2 separate regions of the Homo sapiens genome follow, and region 2 is linked to region 1. A link is a loop called in an ENCODE intact Hi-C map of the cell type or tissue named here. Cell type or tissue: IMR-90. All regions are shown on one strand. Links, peaks and the distances in the headings refer to the core of each region. The heading gives the core; the rest is flanking DNA. Region 1 overlaps FHIT (fragile histidine triad diadenosine triphosphatase). Region 2 overlaps CFAP20DC-DT (CFAP20DC divergent transcript).

The links. Peaks named below come from ENCODE experiments on the same cell type or tissue, not always from the same donor. Only the 100,000 strongest peaks of a DNase experiment are listed, where the experiment ranks them.
Region 2: it touches region 1 in a loop (4-fold over the local background); 1 of 110 quality-filtered maps calls a loop at or near these places.

What each region holds. Positions count from the first base shown.
Region 1 is chr3:59,763,565-59,768,946 of GRCh38, forward strand. All of the region lies in intron 8 of FHIT (fragile histidine triad diadenosine triphosphatase), which reads right to left. All of the region lies in intron 6 of CFAP20DC-DT (CFAP20DC divergent transcript), which reads left to right. Among named protein-coding and RNA genes, the nearest start is that of CFAP20DC-DT, 680 kb to the left of the region's middle. In IMR-90, for the core only: no CTCF peak of the experiment used is centred there; DNase peaks (open chromatin) are centred at 2,757 and 3,077; H3K27ac peaks cover 2,414 bases.
Region 2 is chr3:59,661,213-59,666,594 of GRCh38, forward strand. All of the region lies in intron 6 of CFAP20DC-DT (CFAP20DC divergent transcript), which reads left to right. Among named protein-coding and RNA genes, the nearest start is that of CFAP20DC-DT, 580 kb to the left of the region's middle. In IMR-90, for the core only: no CTCF peak of the experiment used is centred there; a DNase peak (open chromatin) is centred at 3,399; H3K27ac peaks cover 2,195 bases.

The DNA of each region.
Region 1 (5,382 bases), core at 332-5,331:
TAATAGTAATCAAGCTGGACAAGGTAGTGCCTTTGGGAGGCTTACATTCTAGGAGAGAAGGCAGGCAGTTAGCAAGTAATCATCTATCACTGCCTTGGGAGGGAATAAAAGAGGGAGCTACCTGAGACAATATGGTCAGAAAAGACTGCTCTGAGGAAAGGACAGTCAGCTGAGGAGTGGCAAGTGCAAACACCCCAAGGGAAGAAGGAGGCATCTGTATGGTCTGTGCACTGGCTGAAGGCAAGTGTCTGAAGGCGAGTGAGGAAGTTCTCAGATAGAAGGTAGAAGATGAGGTGGAGAAGTGGGAAAATCTCCCTTCCCTTTAGCACTGGAGGCGAAAGGGCTAGAAGACGAGAGACTGAATGATTCTTTCAGTCACATCACTCTTTTCAAGCACCTACTTTGTGCTAGGCGCAGAAGACTATTAAACAGGCAAAGCTGTAATAAATCCAAACTCAGTGAGCTGAAGGTAGAAAGGCCGTCCCAGAACAGCTGGACCCAGCACTGCCTCTGAACATGGGCAATGACACTTTGGGGCTCAATGTTTGCTTACTGGGTCTCTCACACACCCTAACATCAGCCCTGCCTATAATGAACTTTCCCCAGAAAAGCAGGTGAGCAGCAAGCTATTTGCACATGTGGTGACTACCATGGAGCAGCAAGGATGCAGGCTGACCTCACAGACTTCTTTCTGAATGCATACCATATGTTTGGCAGAGCTAAAAGAGCTATCCCAGCACCATCTAGCCAGGTGCTTGGCACTGGATCTCATATGCTGGCAGATGAAAAATGACTAATATGAAAATCTATATTCCAACGGTACTCACCAGTCCACTGGATTGGTCACGATTCCTTCTTTCTACAATAGGATCATTCTGCTTCTGATTACAAAACTGCACCCTCTGAAGCTGCTACTCACCCGTTGGAAGTTACATGCCCTGTGCAGCCTACAAATCCATTAAGTTCTGATGGAGCTATTCCAACGCCCTTCAAAGAACCTGGCCCATGTGAGTTGCACAAACAAATTGGAGCCAACCTTTCCCAAATGCCTCTCTCTATTTCATTTAAAAACCCTCTTTAATGAAGACATAAAGCCTTGAATGCATCTGAAACGCTATGCTTACCATGCATGACAGCAGATCGTCACAGAGGATTTCAAATGCTTTTTTTTTTCTAACCAGAATACTTGAAAGAAACTGAGATTTCCTTGTTATGAGTTCAACTGTTCATTTTATATGCCCTATAATTGACCATTCTCCAGAAGTCAGCATAGGCAACAGAGATGTAAGGCAACTGCAAACACACACACACACACACACACACACACACACACACACACACACACACACACACACAGCTTTGGCACAGTGAAAAATTAAAATGCAATGCCAGGCTTGGGACTATTTTGAAGCCTCAGGCTAGGAAAGCAATACCCTCACCTTTCTCAGCTGCCTACTATGTACCTAACCTTCCAATTATTTATGGCTGAGATGCTTAAGATGTACTGGAGAAACAGCCATGGCTGAGAGATACACAAAGCTGAAATATTATAGAGAGTTATAACTTCATGAATGAAAAACCTATAAAAATCACTTAAGGGTCCTAATCTTTCAGTTAATCTCACCTCAGTGCCACTCAAGGGTTTAAAGGAGTTTCACTGATTGGTTTTTAAAGGACAACGATAAAAATGCTTTGAAATAACTAATTATAATTTCAGGTATCTATGTAAAGGTCCAGACACAAATATTTGAAAATGGACTGTTCCTAGAATCAGGGATTGACACAGATCTTTAAAACTTTCTAGCCCAAACATCCATGTGACATTTGTATCCCTTTGGCCATATTGCTTTCAAGGCTTCAATGCTCTAGGAAAGAGGATCTTACTGCAGTACTGCTAGATTTAGGTGGAGATCAAAATTACCAATGTTTGAAAGTGATATTTTTACATTAACTTGATCAAGAGTTAGAACTTGGACTTATTACTCAGACAGTCTGATCCTTCATTGACAAGCTGTGCTGAGAAACCATTCTGTGGGCTAAAGAGGATATGGACTCCCAGGATTGCTCTGGCATTGCGGTTGAGAAGATATACTGGAATAACCTCTTTTGAAAACAGTTTAGCATTACCTCCTAAAGTTGACATCTACAACAATATGACTGCCAGGTATATTACCAAGAGAAATTCTCATATGTGTACAAGAAGACATGCATGAGAATGTTCAAAGAAACTCTGATTAAAATAGATAGAATCTAGTAATGACCAACATCCCACCAGGGAGTAGATGAATAAACCCTGATATGTTCACATAATTAAATACCATGGCTCAAGCAAAACAAATGTTTGATAGTGACACACAGCTCATAGGGAGAAATCTTAACAATATATTAGTTTAAAAAAATTCCCTAAAGACAATAAAAATATACACACTTTAGGAATCCATAGAGATGCCTAAAACTATATGAAAAGTCACAAAGCAATGGTGAGCATAGATTGAGGATGCTGGACTGACTCCATGTGAGGAGACAAGGGGATGGTTTTTTGTGTGGGACTATCATACTGTTAGATGTGGGATAGTAGCAAAATCATAGGTTTTGTTCTGGGCAATGGGTTTGCAGATACTCATTAACATCATTAAACATAACTACTTACACAACTAAAGAAAAGGAGGCTATGATGGAAAACAAAGAGAAATGATCATCCTTGAGAGGCATGTAAGATTACAACATCGGATGACCGCAGTTTTCCTCAAGATAGGAATCCAGCTCCCATTCCAAAATGTCCACCAAAGTTGCAACATAGTAGCATTTGCCATATAAAAGTACTGGAGTTATTAACTGGATTCCAGATGTCTGAAACTGATGTATCCCTTCACTGAATCCCGACTAGGATCTATTTTGGGTATAGCACTTCACACAGGTTGCTGTTCTTAATTAAAACTTCTCTGCCTTAAGAGCTTTATGTCTGTGAGATAGTCATCCAAATGTTCTCCTCTCCATAAATGTGCTCTTATGTTTTATTTTCACAGCAAAATGCTTGCCCAGATTTTAATAAACATGTCCGCAGTAGTAATATACATTTCGCATGCTTTCCACATTTCATAATCTCTTTAGTCCTTTTGTTTATGTTGATTCCCACACCAAGAAGGCTGTTTGGAAGGCTTTGCAGCTCTGTCTCCATTTCTTCTGCCTATCATTGGGGAATGAAACAGCACACTGATTGCTATTTGGGTAGGAAACACAGACAAGACGTTGAAAGAAGTAAACTAATTTCCAAGCAATTTTGCTCCTTTCTCTCTTTTTGATTGATTTTGGCAATAACTCACCCCAGTTCATTGACATTAGAGTAAAGCCTAGTAGCCAATTTATTGCTTCAAAATCTGTGAGAGTTCCTAATTGGTTATCAGACTGTGTCTACCAGATGCCAAAATTAAATTTCTTTTAAATCAAGAAAAAAGTGATTTTCTGGCATCCCAGATGCAAAACAACCCCGATTAACTGTTCTTTCACATTGCAAATGGCTATTTGGGCCTTGGGTGGAGAGAAAACTCATCTACTTACAACAGGAGGGGGTCAGATTCTGGACTCGATCCTTCAGCCAAAATGCAGATAAACCACAAGGAACAAATACTACTCTATGAAAAATGGAGAGCTGGGCCGGGCGCGGTGGCTCACGCCTGTAATCCCAGCACTTTCGGAGGCTGAGGCAGGTGGATCACCTGAGGTCAGGAGTTCGAGACCAGCCTGGCCAACATGGTGACACCCTATCTCTACTAAAAATGCAAAAATTAGCCAGGTGGGGTGGTGGACACCTGTAATCCCAGTTATTCGGGAGGCTGAGGCAGGAGAATTGCTTGAACCCGGGAGGTGAATGTTGCAGTGAGCCGAGATTGTATCATTGCACTCTAGCCTGGGCAACAGAGTGAGACTTGGTCTCAAAAAGAAAAATGGAGTGGTGTTCCTGGCTGAAGGAGAGATGCCCTCGGTCCAATGTTGGGGAAATTTTTGCTCCCGGAAAGTGGAAACATCAAAGGACTGGAGCCCAACATTAAGGATGGAATAATTATGTTGTTGTTATTGTTATTTTTAATGGAGCTCTATTGAGTGCTTGCTGTCTGCCTGGCAATGTGCTCAGTGCCAAGTACAAACATGATCTCATTTACTCTTCATAAGAGTACCTACCCCATCCATGGTGCTGTCATTTCCATTTTTAGATGAAGAAGTTAAGGCTTAGAGATGTGATCTCATAGCTAGTAGGCAGTTGGGACTCCAGGGTCCCACTCCCTTTCTGTCTATTCCCCCTCCTCATATAACAATACATAGCATTTGCTAAGCAATACAGACTAAATTGAGGCTCTAACTTAACTTAAAGCTCTTTTGCATACAGAATGTTATTTGATGAACTCTAGGGTAGGTAGAGGCACAATATTATTATCCCCATTTTATAGAGAAGGGAACAAAGGCCCAGGGAGATTCAGTGAATTGCTTGAGTCTTCTGCCATGTTGGACTAAAAGCCTCAGTGTTGCTCTACTAAAAAGGTCCCTCAACTAAATATAACAGGGGTGGCCTGCATCTAGTCTCTGAATTGGAACATCACAACTGACAGAGCTTATATCGTGGGTTCTCTTATTTAAAAAGCAGAAATTCTAGGTAATGGTCCAGTGCAATTTCGACTCCATCTCCTAATCCTTTGACATCAAATGCTCTGGTCCTGACTTACTGGTCCTGGACATGGTTTTCTTGGCACAGTAGCAGGCCTTTACCATTTTACCTGCATCTCTCAACCCTTTGTCCTGTTTCCATCTCATGTGAGTAGGAGTTATTCTTTAAACAACTGCCTTGTATCTCACTACCAGCCCTTTGCACATACTGTTCTCCCTGCATGGATGGCATTTCTTCCCCTGATCCACCAGCACTGGACTTAGGTGGCCCTCCAAGATGGTTCCATTTCAGGACACTTATTGTACATGCCTTCTAATTTATCTTCCACTCTATAGGTTTCCTGGGGGCAAAATCATGTCTTTTCACAATAGCCAATCTTTTCTTTGACTTCCCAGACATCAATGTCATATGGTTCAATCTAATACCTTAACCATGACCTTATAAAACCAAAGCTAGGCACATAGGAGAGGCTCACTAAATACTTCTTGCCCAGATAAACTTATCACAGTAGATATTCAGAAGGATGACATAGTTGTACCCATCCTCAGTCCTCAAATAAGAGTTTAATTATGTTATGTAAACCATATGATATACTAGTGAGGCAGGAACAGATACACATTGTAAAAGAGATCCAGAACAAAATAAGATTTCTCTGTGGCCTTCGCCAATCTTAAAATGTAACTATATTTACTGAATCAAACTCTTACAGCATAATAAACTTA
Region 2 (5,382 bases), core at 304-5,303, 100 kb before region 1:
GGCTAAAGACTGAATGTTTCAAACTATAAAAAAGTATTGTTTTCTTTCTGCCAGTATCAACAGTTCTTCAGTCTATTATCAGCAAAATTATCCTCCATTGCCCCTTCACCACCGTCTCTGTTTTCTACAGGGAACATCCTCATTTACCCATTTTTCTAATGATCAGTATGCAGTCCAAAGAGCAGGCTCTTTGCCAGCCTCTGCCCTCCCAGGAACCCCGCCAGCACTGTGCTTGTTTGTAAGTGGAGACTGTAGGGTAGCTGGTGCTGTTCTTGCCGACTAATTGCACCCCAGAATCACCTGTGCCAAAAGAGTGCCTGGACGGCACCTGGGAAGACTAATGTTCATTAGAGTTGTGAACATTCCATATTGGCCTGCCATTGGTGGTGCATGATAAGCAAAGTTTTGGATTAATTGCTTCATATGCCACATTTATGTATGGATTTGATGCTGTGGCTTGGGAAGGCCCTTTGATGGAGAAATTACTCAGTGTTTGCAAATCATTTACTCAAAAAATATGTACCATGTGTCAACTATGTCCAGGGACTTTTCTAGGCTCTGATTATACAGTAATGACCAAGTCTGATTTCTGCTCTCAAGGTGCTTACACTCTGAAGGGGGCTGGGAATAATAAATAACTGAAATAAATAAGCCAACAGATAATTTCAAGTTGCATGCTAAGCATTCAAACAAACTGGACCATGCATGGAGAATGACTAAGGCTAGGAGTAACTACATTGGGTGATGAGCCCCATTTGGCAGGAAGAAGCCAGTAATAGAAGAATCTGGAGGAAGAGGGTTCCAAGCAGAAGAGCAAGTTCAAACGCCCTGAAGACAAAAGTCAACTTGGCCCTGTGAGAGAAACCAGGAAGCTACCATAGTGGCTAATGTGTGATGAGCAGGAGGGAGGTCGCTCTGGCTCAGATCATGCAGACCCTCACTGGCCTCATTCAAGACTGGCTTTGACCATAAGTGTAGAGGTCTGAGTCACCGGGTTTTGAAACTTTTAACAGACCACTCTGGCTGCTGTAGTATCCTGACAATGGAAACTCACACTTAGACCCATTTCTTCATCATGGATCCTCTTCTAAAAGAATGACATAAAAATGTGCTTCTTTTCCCCTTATTTTGGAGTACTTGGTGCCCTAATATTACTCAGTCACTATAAAGACCCTGTGCTTATGCTTTCAAAGCTGCTGGGCTTTCCTGGCTTGGCTTTAGAAATATATTTGACTTCCTTTATCATTTGAAAGGCCCCCTGAAGGTGGTAAGCCCTCTAATTCCAATGGGAATTTGAGGAGTTTTGAGCAAAGTATCAAGTATAGAAAACTGCTACAAGCAAAGAAAAGAAGATCTACCTAAAATAGATGGTGCCTGCAAAGTCATTTCTTAGCTAGTTCATCCTAGTGGTTCTTAGTAGAAAAGAATCAAACAATTATGGAATTGTAATAGGATGGACCCTGATTTTTCTCTTTGGGGCCTGGGGAGAATTGGCCAAGAAGATTAAGCTTCTAAAAACTTTTAAGAACAGTTTCTTATTAGTGTTTTCAGAGATGACCTCCAGACAATGGATTCAGATGTGTAGTCACCAGCAGGCTGTAAAAGTGACTACAGTTGCCGTGCCTGCCCACTCCACCACTGTGCCAGGCACTTAGCAGGTGCTCTATAAACATCAACAAAGACTGGATAAATTTCTACTGAACACCTACTACATTAAGCACTTTGACAGGAAATGGTGGCAAAGTCTTTTGCCTTTGAGTATTTGGGAAGGCAGAATACACCCAACTTCTGCTCAAGGGGTCAGCAGTCCCTGGGAAGTCAATAAAGAGTCTTAGAGAATATAGTTAAAGAAAATAGTAGGAGAGGAGTCCATAGTCAGAACCTAAGGCTAAAATTCAGGCTTATGGCCATGGAGAAATGTTGAGTGATCACAGGGTCTAGGGTGTAACTTCCCAGGAGGTGATAGAGAGCAAATAGAAGAGGGGCTTATTGGAGATGAGGATGTCAGAACCTGAGAGGCAGGGATGCAGATAGATTGCCACATAAAAAGCATTGTCTCGGTTGAAGAGGCAGTCCATGAGTCAGATGCCCACATCTCTGATGGATGGGAAGGAATGACCAGAAGACTAGTACATGGCAGTGACAAGGTCAGCATGGAGTGGGAGGGTGTCATGGTTCTGTGGCACAAGTCTAAAAAGATCACAGCTTTCTAAAGCTTCTTTTGGATTGATCTGTTTGCTAGTCTTTCCACTAGACTATAATCTCCTTGAGAGCAAGGACATTTGTCATACCCACTGTCATATCCTCCATGCCTGAAATGTGGTAGGCATTCAATACATATTGCTGTAATTTAAAAAGGACCCCTTTCTTGGTATTTGTGCATGGAATAACCCTTCTTCATGATTCACATCCTCTTGGTCAACCCTAGCAGTGATGTTTCCCCATTCCTGTGTTTTCTTGTGTGTGTTTATCCCTGTAAGTTCCACTTTCCTCAGCCTTTGCAATTGTTTATTTATTTATTTTTTATCTGGGCTCCAAAGCAGGGGCACCTGGGAGCAGGGATACTATCACAGTTGTCTCTGTAGTCCTTGTGCTGAGCCGACTTACAGGTATTATAGTAGACACCAAGTATCTTTGGTAAAACATAAAATGAAAGATTTATTTTAATGATATCCTGCATGGTTCTCATCTTCTGAATTTGAAAAAAAATAAACTGACTTAAGAGTTTTGCTCCAGGAGAAAGTATGGTGCACCCGTACTAGAAAAGTGCAATTAACATAATGGGTAAAAAGACATTTGATAAGTCACAACGCACTCTACAAGTGCACAACGTTCTGACTTATTGGTGTTGTCCTTATTTAGAGTGTGACCTGACCAAAGGGCATGCATTGCTTGGCTGTTAAGAGACAGGGATCGTGAGGCTGAAGCAGGAGAATGGCGTGAACCCGGGAGGCGGAGCTTGCAGTGAGCCGAGATTGCGCCACAGCACTCCAGCCTGGGCGACAGAGCGAGACTCCGTCTCAAAAAAAAAAAAAAAAAAAAAAAAAAGACAGGGAGATCTGAGGGAGCGTATAGGAGCAATAAATGCAACGAAAAGATGGTGGTGGTAGTCTTGAGCGGGCTTTGATGAGGACAAGTAGGGAAAGGGGGCAGGAATGTGAGTGAGGACTGAGCTATCCCCGCTGTTCATTGAGAGTGAATTGAAGGATGTCCTCCAATAGCAGTTGAAAGCCAGGGCTCATCTTGAGTAAATAAGGTTTTTCAAGGGGCTACCAAGAGGTGAAAGAGCCACTGAGATAAAATCTGACTGGTGTCAGTCTCAGTAAGTTCAACTGCTTGCCACAGAGAGGACATACTCATTCTTCCTCTGCTAGAGTAAACTCTGCTATGTAAACATCCAACTAAGTATATCAGGCAGCCAGAAGTAAGGCCAAGAAATTGTGAAATACCCAGGGTGGAAGGGCCTCTTCACCCTGGAAGCAGTGTGATTTCACACTAAAATGACTCCCACACAATTCCCATCCCCATTTTGGGACTGGCAGGTCCAGTTAAGACAGAGCCCAACTGGCTTTTACTGGCTACCTCCAAAATTGTGTACAAAAGCTCAGCAGAGATCATCACAAGCCCATTCTTACTCTTGAAAATATGCCACCTTCCTTCATTTAGTTAAAAAACATGCCCTAAACACCTGGTACTAACCAAACATTGGAACTATAGAGACACTTCCTTGCCCTCAAGGAGGAGATGGGGAGCTAGAGACACCAATAAATCTAACACAGTGTTATGGGGCAGCATCATGCTGTGATCACACCAAATGCTGCTAGTGGGTAAATAGTGTGGGGTATTAGAATGACCACTGCACTCTAGCCTGAGTGACAGGGTAAGACTTTGAAAAAAAAAAAGTTGCGAGTGATCATCCACACCAAATGCTGGTGGTTTTGCATTTTGACTCTGGACAGAGTTAGGCCTGGGTTTCACAGCTCACTTCCACACTTTAGCTGGATGATCTCAGGTAATTCAAACACCCGCTTAAAGCCTCAGGTGTGTCCTCTATAAAGTGATGCTAATAACTGCCCTTGTAAGGATTCGGTAAAATAATGAATATGAAAGAATTAGCCCAGTGTCTAGTAATAGTAAATGTTCACTAAATCTATCTGCTTCTCTTCCTCCCCATTTTATTACGCCTATTACTGTTCCCATCCCTCCTATAATCGCTTGGATCACTCCTGTTATCAGTGCTACTACATAGAGGCAGAAACCAAGTAGAGGAGAGAGATTGGAGGATAGGAAGAGAATTCCTAAAAGGCTTTGGGATGAGGAACTAGTAATTTCGGGTCTCAAAGCATGAATGGAGTTTCACTAGGAAGAAAGGAATGTGGAGATCACTCTGGGCAGAATAATCAGTAGAAGCAAAGGCACCACAGTTGGGAATGGCAAAGAATGTCTGGGGACAGTGAGGAGTCTAATGTGGCTGGAGTGAAAGCACATGCCTCTGTTGATGGGGGCTCCTGGAAGCAAACTTGCTCATGAAACCATGACAATTGAGACTTCTGGAAGCCAAGGGAGGACAATGTATCAAGAAGGTGCAGCCGGGCACGATGGCTCATGCCTATAATCCCAGCACTTTGGGAGGCTGGGGCAGGCAGATTGCTTAAACCCGGGAGTTAGAGACCAGCCTGGGCAACATGGCAAAGCCCATCTCTACAAAATATACAAAAATTAGCCTGGTGTAATGGCATGCACCTGTAGTCCCAGCTACTTGGGAGGCTGAAATGGGAGGATCACCAGAGCCCAGGAGGTCAAGGCTGCAGTGAGCTGTGATCATGCTACTGGACTTCAGCCTGAGTGATAGAGCAAGAGACCTCATCTCAAAAAAAAAAAAAATAAAAAAATAAGGTGCAAGTTGTCATCCACCCTAAATGCTGCTGCTGGGTAAATGGTGTGGGGTGTCAGAATGACCACAGAATTTAACAATGTGGGAAGGATCAACAATAACTTTGGCTTAGGTAATTTTGATGGATGTCACTTTTTAATTTAATATAGTCTGAAATAAATATGTAAATTTGTTACCTTGACAGTCATCGTCTCTTTTTCTTTTCACCCCAGGTACACTGACATTTGAAAAATATTTATTTGATTCCATATTCATGCTTGCATTTTGGAATGCCACAGACTGGGCAAGGGCGTGACTTAGGCATGAATGAACTGGTAGCTAGTAAACATCCCCTTTCCCTTCTGACAATTCAGAAAATCTTCCAAAACTCTAATTCATTTATTTCATTTGCTAACTCATTCATTGATTCATCTGTCTTCTCACCTACCCATCCAACCATCCACTTGTTTTTTCATTCATCCTATCATCCAAAATGTATTTATCAGATA